Regions from separate parts of the Homo sapiens genome. Here all the other regions are linked to region 1. The links are chromatin contacts, found by Hi-C or POLR2A ChIA-PET in ENCODE. All regions are on one chromosome and are shown on one strand. The core of a region is the stretch at or near the end of the contact, and the rest is flanking DNA. Distances in the headings are between cores, read along the strand shown.

The links. Hi-C counts contacts between places; a loop is a spot of excess contacts on that map. ChIA-PET counts read pairs that join two places held with the same protein, here RNA polymerase II (POLR2A). Pooled maps may share reads with other maps.
Region 2: a pooled map shows a loop between it and region 1 (3-fold over the local background). The contact joins the promoter of TNF here to the promoter of EHMT2 in region 1. A Hi-C loop is called at or near these places in 2 of 50 pooled maps. POLR2A ChIA-PET finds 5 or more read pairs at or near these places in 6 of 52 experiments (BJ, CD4-positive, alpha-beta T cell, H1 and 3 more).
Region 3: a loop to region 1 is called in a pooled map, with 2.3 times the contacts of the local background. The contact joins the promoter of NCR3 here to the promoter of EHMT2 in region 1. A Hi-C loop is called at or near these places in 1 of 50 pooled maps. POLR2A ChIA-PET finds 5 or more read pairs at or near these places in 3 of 52 experiments (CD4-positive, alpha-beta T cell, GM12878 and activated T-cell).

What each region holds. Positions count from the first base shown.
Region 1 is chr6:31,896,436-31,898,952 of GRCh38, reverse strand. It overlaps EHMT2 (euchromatic histone lysine methyltransferase 2), which reads left to right and starts at 1,255. Exons shown (of 28, transcript NM_006709.5): 1 at 1,255-1,317; 2 at 1,964-2,030; 3 at 2,129-2,347; 4 at 2,437-2,517. The coding sequence starts at 1,276. It also overlaps a transcript of C2 not described here. RefSeq lists enhancers at 738-1,332, 1,416-2,112.
Region 2 is chr6:31,574,305-31,576,821 of GRCh38, reverse strand. TNF (tumor necrosis factor) reads right to left here and starts at 1,257. Exons shown (of 4, transcript NM_000594.4): 1 at 895-1,257; 2 at 243-288; 3 at 8-55. The coding sequence starts at 1,080. It overlaps LTA (lymphotoxin alpha), which reads right to left. Exons shown (of 4, transcript NM_000595.4): 4 at 2,498-2,517.
Region 3 is chr6:31,591,749-31,594,265 of GRCh38, reverse strand. It overlaps NCR3 (natural cytotoxicity triggering receptor 3), which reads left to right and starts at 1,260. Exons shown (of 4, transcript NM_147130.3): 1 at 1,260-1,587. The coding sequence starts at 1,545. RefSeq lists an enhancer at 54-974.

The sequences.
Region 1 (2,517 bases), core at 6-2,505:
GCCCAGCCCTAAACATGGGAGAGGAGTGTGACAAGTGAGCTCCTCTGGTCAGGGACTCCCCCAAGTCCCCACCCCCAGCCCTCCACCAGTTCTGCAATCTCAACACTTAGCCAGGTACCTCACAGTACAAGTGATTGGCAGTCGTGGGGATGCACATGAACTCTATTTGAGGGACTTAGGATCAGTGCTAGGGATGAGCTACAGGTGGCCAACCTGCCCACGGAAATTGTAAGCAGGAGTCTGTTTGGTCATATTTTGTCTGGGGTAAATAGGTCATGTCTTCAGGAAAGCTAAAAAAAAAAAAAAAAAGCTAAGTTTGGATTAAGGTGCAGGGAAAACTACAATTCCCAGAAAGCTCTGGAATAGTTAACCAAAGAGAACTACAGTTCCCAGAAGGCCTTTAATTGGCCTCAGGTGCCCCACCTGCCTGTGTCAAATACTGCGTGTGAAATCATACAGATCTTTTCCAAACTCGACCAAAACGTAATACCTAAAGGGATGGTACCCTAAATACAGCTATCGAGATTGTCTATCTTGGTGTATATCATTTATACTTAAATTGTCCGCTGGGCTATGACCCACGGAGTACCTGACTGTGCTTATGAAGTGTTCGGCAAAAAAGGTTTACTTACTGCAGTGTCACCAGTCAGTAATGACGTTCGGGCCGCTGGGCTTACCTGGATCCCTAGTGCGTGTGAAGGTGTAACACGCCTGATATAAACAGAAGAGACATTTAGCCACAGGTTTTCAGAAGGGCACGCTGCTCCAGGGGACATGAAGCAGCATGCTAGAACCAGCCAAGAATAAAGGTGTCCTCCGCGTCCCTATCGCCCCTTCGTGCTCGTTAGAAAGAGCAAAAAGGCGAGGCCAAAACTGAGGCCAAGCCTTCTATCTGGTAACCCAAAAACTAGAAAGGCAGAAAAGCAACCAGAGGCGGGAAAAGCCCAACCAGGCCAGAGGAAATACAGCCGCTGCCGAGAGCCGAGAAGTTCAGAAGCTCCGCTTGTTACCTAAAACCAGATGGGGACAGAGACGCCACACCTGGGCCCAGGCGTGTCTCGCCCTCGGTCCCTGCAGAACTGAGGCCAGGAATGACAGGAATTCTCCCTTGCAGCTCCCAGCTTAGGACAGTCACAGCCATCTCCGAGGCCGCTCTCAGGGGAAAATGGCCAAAAAGCATGTAGCGGCTCCTTTAAGGCTCCTCCTCGCCCTCCCTCCCTCGCCCACGTGACCCGGGGCGGCCGCGCGCCGGCTCGGCCCCCAGCGCAAGCGGCGATGGCGGCGGCGGCGGGAGCTGCAGCGGCGGCGGCCGCCGAGGTGCGGAAGGGGAGGGGGAGAGGCGGGTGCATGCCCGCGCGCGCGCCCGGGGGAAGCGCGCGCCCGTGCAATGCTCCGGGGGTGCAACGGGGCCGGGGGGCCCGGGCGGGACTTGCAGCAATCCAGGGGGCCAGCACCGGGGGCGGATGAGGGGACCAGGGTGTGGGAGGTGGGGGGAGTGGGCACGGAGGCGCGCGTGCAGCCGCCGGCTGCCCCTGAGTGGGCGACGGGCGCCGGGGCCCCAGGAGCACGCGTGAGGGGCACGAGGGGCCGTCCACCGGGCTGGGGGGCAGCGGGTGCTGGAGGGGTTGGTGCCCGGGGTCCCCGCGGCCTGGGGGACAAAGGGGGAGCGGCGCGTGCAGCCGGGAGGAGGGGGCGGGGCCGGGGCGCGGAGGCCCCGCCCCCTCCCCCTCCTCTTCTCTCGGCCCCAGAGATGCGGGGTCTACCGAGAGGGAGGGGGTTGATGCGGGCCCGGGGGAGGGGTCGTGCGGCCCCTCCGGGCAGCCGAGGCCGCGGAAGGGGGGGGCCCCACAGAGGAAGAGGTAGGCCCCGGAGCCTACTCTCTCTTCCCAGGGCCCAGGCATCCTGGACCCCCCAACTCTCTACTGGGCTGACCAGCCCTCCTGTCCCTTGTCTCCCCTCCCAGGGGGAGGCCCCCGCTGAGATGGGGGCGCTGCTGCTGGAGAAGGAAACCAGAGGAGCCACCGAGAGAGGTGAGTGCAGCTAAAACGGGCCCCAATTGGACCGTCACCTTCCCTAAACACAGGATCTCCTGAGCCCTTAGCTCTGAACTTTTTCTCTTCCTCTACAGTTCATGGCTCTTTGGGGGACACCCCTCGTAGTGAAGAAACCCTGCCCAAGGCCACCCCCGACTCCCTGGAGCCTGCTGGCCCCTCATCTCCAGCCTCTGTCACTGTCACTGTTGGTGATGAGGGGGCTGACACCCCTGTAGGGGCTACACCACTCATTGGGGATGAATCTGAGAATCTTGAGGGAGATGGGGACCTCCGTGGGGGCCGGATCCTGCTGGGTGAGAGGCTGGGTAGCCTGGGGGGTTGGTGGGAAATTTCTGACTCTTGCCTTCTTTCTTATCTTGCCTTTTGCTTGCCTGTTTTCTAGGCCATGCCACAAAGTCATTCCCCTCTTCCCCCAGCAAGGGGGGTTCCTGTCCTAGCCGGGCCAAGATGTCAATGACAGGGG
Region 2 (2,517 bases), core at 8-2,507, 320 kb after region 1:
CTCTTACCTACAACATGGGCTACAGGCTTGTCACTCGGGGTTCGAGAAGATGATCCTGAAGAGGAGAGAGAAAAGAAAAAGCTGAGACCCTTAAACTTCCTAGAAAATACCCCCCTACTTTCACCTCCATCCATCCTCCCCCAAGACCAAAACTTTAAATTTCCCCCACTGCTTCCATACCGGTACTAACCCTACCCCCAAACCCAAACCCAGAATTAGGAAAGAGGTTTGGAGACACTTACTGACTGCCTGGGCCAGAGGGCTGATTAGAGAGAGGTCCCTGGGGAACTGTTGGGGAGAAGGAGAATGGTTAACATCGAGGGAGTCACCCTTAAAGGAGGAACAGCTGGCTGCCTGTCTGGCCTGCGCTCTTAGCCCTGAGGTGTCTGGTTTTCTCTCTCCATTCATCTGTGTATTCACCTTCCAGGCATTCAACAGCTCTTTCCCTGAGTGTCTTCTGTGTGCCAGACACCCTATCTTCTTCTCTCCTTATCTCCCCCATCTCTCTCCTTAGCTGTCATATTTCCCGCTCTTTCTGTCTCACCATCTTTATTCATATCACTTGTTTCTTCCCCCATCTCTCTTCTCACACCCCACATCTGTCTCCATATCTTATTTATATATCTGCTTGTTCATTCATTCATTCATTCATTCACTCCATACACACTTAGTGAGCACCTTCCATGTGCCAGACATCCTGTCTCTCCATCTTTCTCTCTCTCTCTTCCCCATCTCTTGCCACATCTCTTTCTGCATCCCCGTCTTTCTCCACGTTTTTTTCTCTCCATCCCTCCCTATCAGCGCACATCTTTCACCCATCCCATCTCTCTCCCTCTCTTGCGTCTCCATTTCCCCTTGGGTGGGAGAGTGGATGAAGGCTGGCCAGGCACTCACCTCTTCCCTCTGGGGGCCGATCACTCCAAAGTGCAGCAGGCAGAAGAGCGTGGTGGCGCCTGCCACGATCAGGAAGGAGAAGAGGCTGAGGAACAAGCACCGCCTGGAGCCCTGGGGCCCCCCTGTCTTCTTGGGGAGCGCCTCCTCGGCCAGCTCCACGTCCCGGATCATGCTTTCAGTGCTCATGGTGTCCTTTCCAGGGGAGAGAGGGTGGAGCCGTGGGTCAGTATGTGAGAGGAAGAGAACCTGCCTGGCAGCTTGTCAGGGGATGTGGCGTCTGAGGGTTGTTTTCAGGGGGGGTCTGTAGTTGCTTCTCTCCCTCTTAGCTGGTCCTCTGCTGTCCTTGCTGAGGGAGCGTCTGCTGGCTGGGTGTGCCAACAACTGCCTTTATATGTCCCTGGGGCGAGAGGAGGGCGGGGAAAGAATCATTCAACCAGCGGAAAACTTCCTTGGTGGAGAAACCCATGAGCTCATCTGGAGGAAGCGGTAGTGGGCCCTGCACCTTCTGTCTCGGTTTCTTCTCCATCGCGGGGGCGGGGATTTGGAAAGTTGGGGACACACAAGCATCAAGGATACCCCTCACACTCCCCATCCTCCCTGCTCCGATTCCGAGGGGGGTCTTCTGGGCCACTGACTGATTTGTGTGTAGGACCCTGGAGGCTGAACCCCGTCCCCATGCCCCTCAAAACCTATTGCCTCCATTTCTTTTGGGGACCAGGTCTGTGGTCTGTTTCCTTCTAACTTCCAGACAGGATGCAGGAAAAAGATAGAACTAGAACTGGGAGGGGCTTCAGAAAGCTGAGTCCTTGAGGGAGAGAAAACGGGGTTGGAGGGAAAAGCTGTGTTGAGTCCTGAGGCCTGTGTTTGGGTCCCTGCGGGGAGAAGGAGCTGGGGGCTTGGTGGCAGGCTTGAGGCCTCAGGAAAGGCTGGGTGGGGGTAGCAGGGACAAGCCTGGGACAGCCCCGGGGAGTGAAATCACCCCCGGGAATTCACAGACCCCACTGGGGCAGGCCTTCTTCTTTCATTCTGACCCGGAGACTCATAATGCTGGTTTCAGTCTTGGCTTCCAAGGAACTCTGGGGTCCCTGATTTTTTTCATGAAGCTCTCACTTCTCAGGGCCCCAGTGTGTGGCCATATCTTCTTAAACGTCCCCTGTATTCCATACCTGGAGGTCCTGGAGGCTCTTTCACTCCCTGGGGCCCTCTACATGGCCCTGTCTTCGTTAAGGGGGGGTCCCCATACTCGACTTCCATAGCCCTGGACATTCTCCTACCCATTGCTGTGGTCACATCTCCCCAGAGGTCTCCTGTAACCCATTCCTCAGAGCCGCTACATGTGGCCATATCTCCCAGGAGCTCCCTGACCCCCGCCCCTCCAGACCCTGACTTTTCCTTCATCTTCTCAGCTTCTCCTTTGCTTCCCCTGCAGCAGTCTGGCGGCCTCACCTGGTGAGTCCATCACATATCCCTGAAGCTCTCTGAGCCCTTATCCTTTTGTTCTCCCCACAGCTCTTGCTCCCTTTGAGCCCTCTGTCCCTCCCTCCATTCCTTAGATAGACTGGGAAGTTCTCACTCCCAGACACACACACACAAGCAGACAGCATTTCAGAGAAAAGAGGTTTA
Region 3 (2,517 bases), core at 11-2,510, 300 kb after region 1:
CCTGGGTTCAAGTGATTCTCCTGCCTCAGCCTCCCGAGTAGCTGGGATTACAGGTGCGCCCCACCACACCCGGCTAATTTTGTATTTTTAGTAGAGACGGGGTTTCTCTATGTTGATCAGACTGGTCTCGGACTCCTGACCTCAGGTGATCCTCCCACCTCAGCCTCCCAAAGTGCTGGGATTACAGGCATGAGCCACCACGCCCAGCTGAATGTTGTTTTCCTGCCTGCTAACATAACATCCATCCTGTAGTCCATGGTTTAAGGAGTAATTTAGACTTTCAAGTCTCATTATTTAAGAAATACATTTCGCCAGGCATGGTGACTCATGCACTTTGGGAGGCCTAAGTGGATGGATTGTTTGAGCCCAGGAGTTGGATACCGGCCTGGGCAACACAGGGAGACCCCATCTCTACAAAAAATACAAAAATTAGCCTGGTGTGGTGGTGTGCGCCTGCAGTCCCAGCTACTCAGGAGACTGAAGTGGGAGGATCAACTGAGCCCTGGAGGTTGAGGCTGCAGTGAGCCGTGATGGCGCCACTGAACTCCAGCCTGGGTGAGACAGAGCCAGACCCTGTCTCAAAAAACCAAAACAGGAATCCCAGCACTTTGGGAGGGCGAGGCTGGTGGATCACTTGAGATCAGGAGTTGGAGACCAGCCTGGCCAACATGGTAAAACCCTGTCTCTACAAAAAATACAAAATTTAGCTGGGCTTGGTGATGTGCGCCTGTAATCCCAGCTACTTGGGAGGCTGAGGCAAGAGAATTGCTTGAACCCAGGAGGCAGAGGTTGCAGTGAGCCGAGATTGTGCCACTGCATTCCAGCCTGGGCAACAGAGTGAGACTCCAGCTCAAAAAAAAAACAAAAAACAAAAAAACCCAACCAAACACACACACACACACACACACACACACACACACACACACACACACACACACAAGGTGATTGCTATGCAAATTAAATATAGCTTCACCAATCAGCTTGCTTCTCCTAATCCCTCATAGAAATCTTGGAGTAGCCCTGGGGTGCAGTGAGGCCAGATTCCAGGAAGGGAATGGGTGGGATGGGTCTGGGTACTGGTGAGCAGCAGGGAGGGTAAGTAGGTTAGCTTCTGGGCCAAGGAGGGCTCCTGGAGGCTTGTTCTGGGTAAAAGCTGGTCTCCTTGAACCTCGGAAGGTGGGGGAACCCACATCCTGGTCTCACCCGCCCAACCGCCCACTCACCCTTGGGTTAGCAGCCATCTAAGCCCCACCCTCCCCCTCACACGCTTAGCTAGCCTGCCACAAGCTGGCCCCTTGGCCTCCTAGAGACCCTGACATCTCCTCCAGCAGCATCTGTCCTCTCTCCTCAGGGAGGCAAGCATTTGATGCTCGAGGTCCCTGGCAGTTGTGGTCCTTGGCAAGTGATGTGTGAGTCCCGTGTGTCATAGGAAGCTCCCCATCCCCATCTGGTGACCAAAGGCCTGGCTACAAGTAGTGAGTCCTTCCTCCTCCACCCAGACCTCACTGCTCAGATCCCCTTCGCCAACTGGGACATCTTCCGACATGGCCTGGATGCTGTTGCTCATCTTGATCATGGTCCATCCAGGTGACAGGGCGTGCGCTCAGGACCCCAAGGAGTGTGGGTGGGAGGAGGGAGATCCAGGAGGCTGGACTAGATGCTATAGGGAACGGGCTTGGTGGGGGCTGAAACACACGGCTCTGAGGGAGGAGTGGGACTGCTCCAAAGGTGACACTCAGTGGACTCCCCCAATTCACAGTCTCTCTGTGTCACCCACTGTGAGGCTTTTTAGTTTGAGAGATCCAAGTAAATCTATGATAAATTTCTTGGTGAAACTTTTTTTTTTTTTTTTTTGAGACTGAGTCTCGCTCTGTCGCCTGGCTGGAGTGCCGTGGTGCGATTTTGGCTCACTGCAACCTCTGCCTCCCATGTTCAGGTGATTCTCCTGCCTCAGCCTCCTGAGTAGCTGGGACTACACGCACGCACGACCACACCTGGCTAATTTTTTTTTTTTTTGAGACGGAGTCTTGCTCTGTCACCTAGGCTGGAGTGCAGTGGCATGATCTTGGCTCACTGCAACCTCTGCCTCCTAGATTCAAGCAATTCTCCTGCCTCAGCCTCCTAGGTAGCTGGGATTACAAGCGCGCACCACCACACCCAACTAATTTTTGTATTTTTAGTAGAGACAGGGTTTTACCATGTTGGCCGGGCTGGTCTTGAACTCCTGACCTCAGGTGATCTGCCTGCCTCGGCCTCCTAAAGTGCGGGGATTACAGGCCTGAGCCACTGCGCCCAGCCATTTTTGTATTTTTAGTAGAGATGGGGTTTTGCTATGTTGGCCAGGTTGGTCTCAAACTCCTGATCTCAAGTGATCTGCCTGCCTCGGTCTCCCAAATTACTGGAATTATAGGCATGAGCCACTGCGCCCGCCTGGTGGTGAAACTTTTTTTTTGAGACAGTTTCATTCTGTTGTCCAGTCTAGAGTACAGTGGCGGTATCTCAGCTCACTGCAGCCTC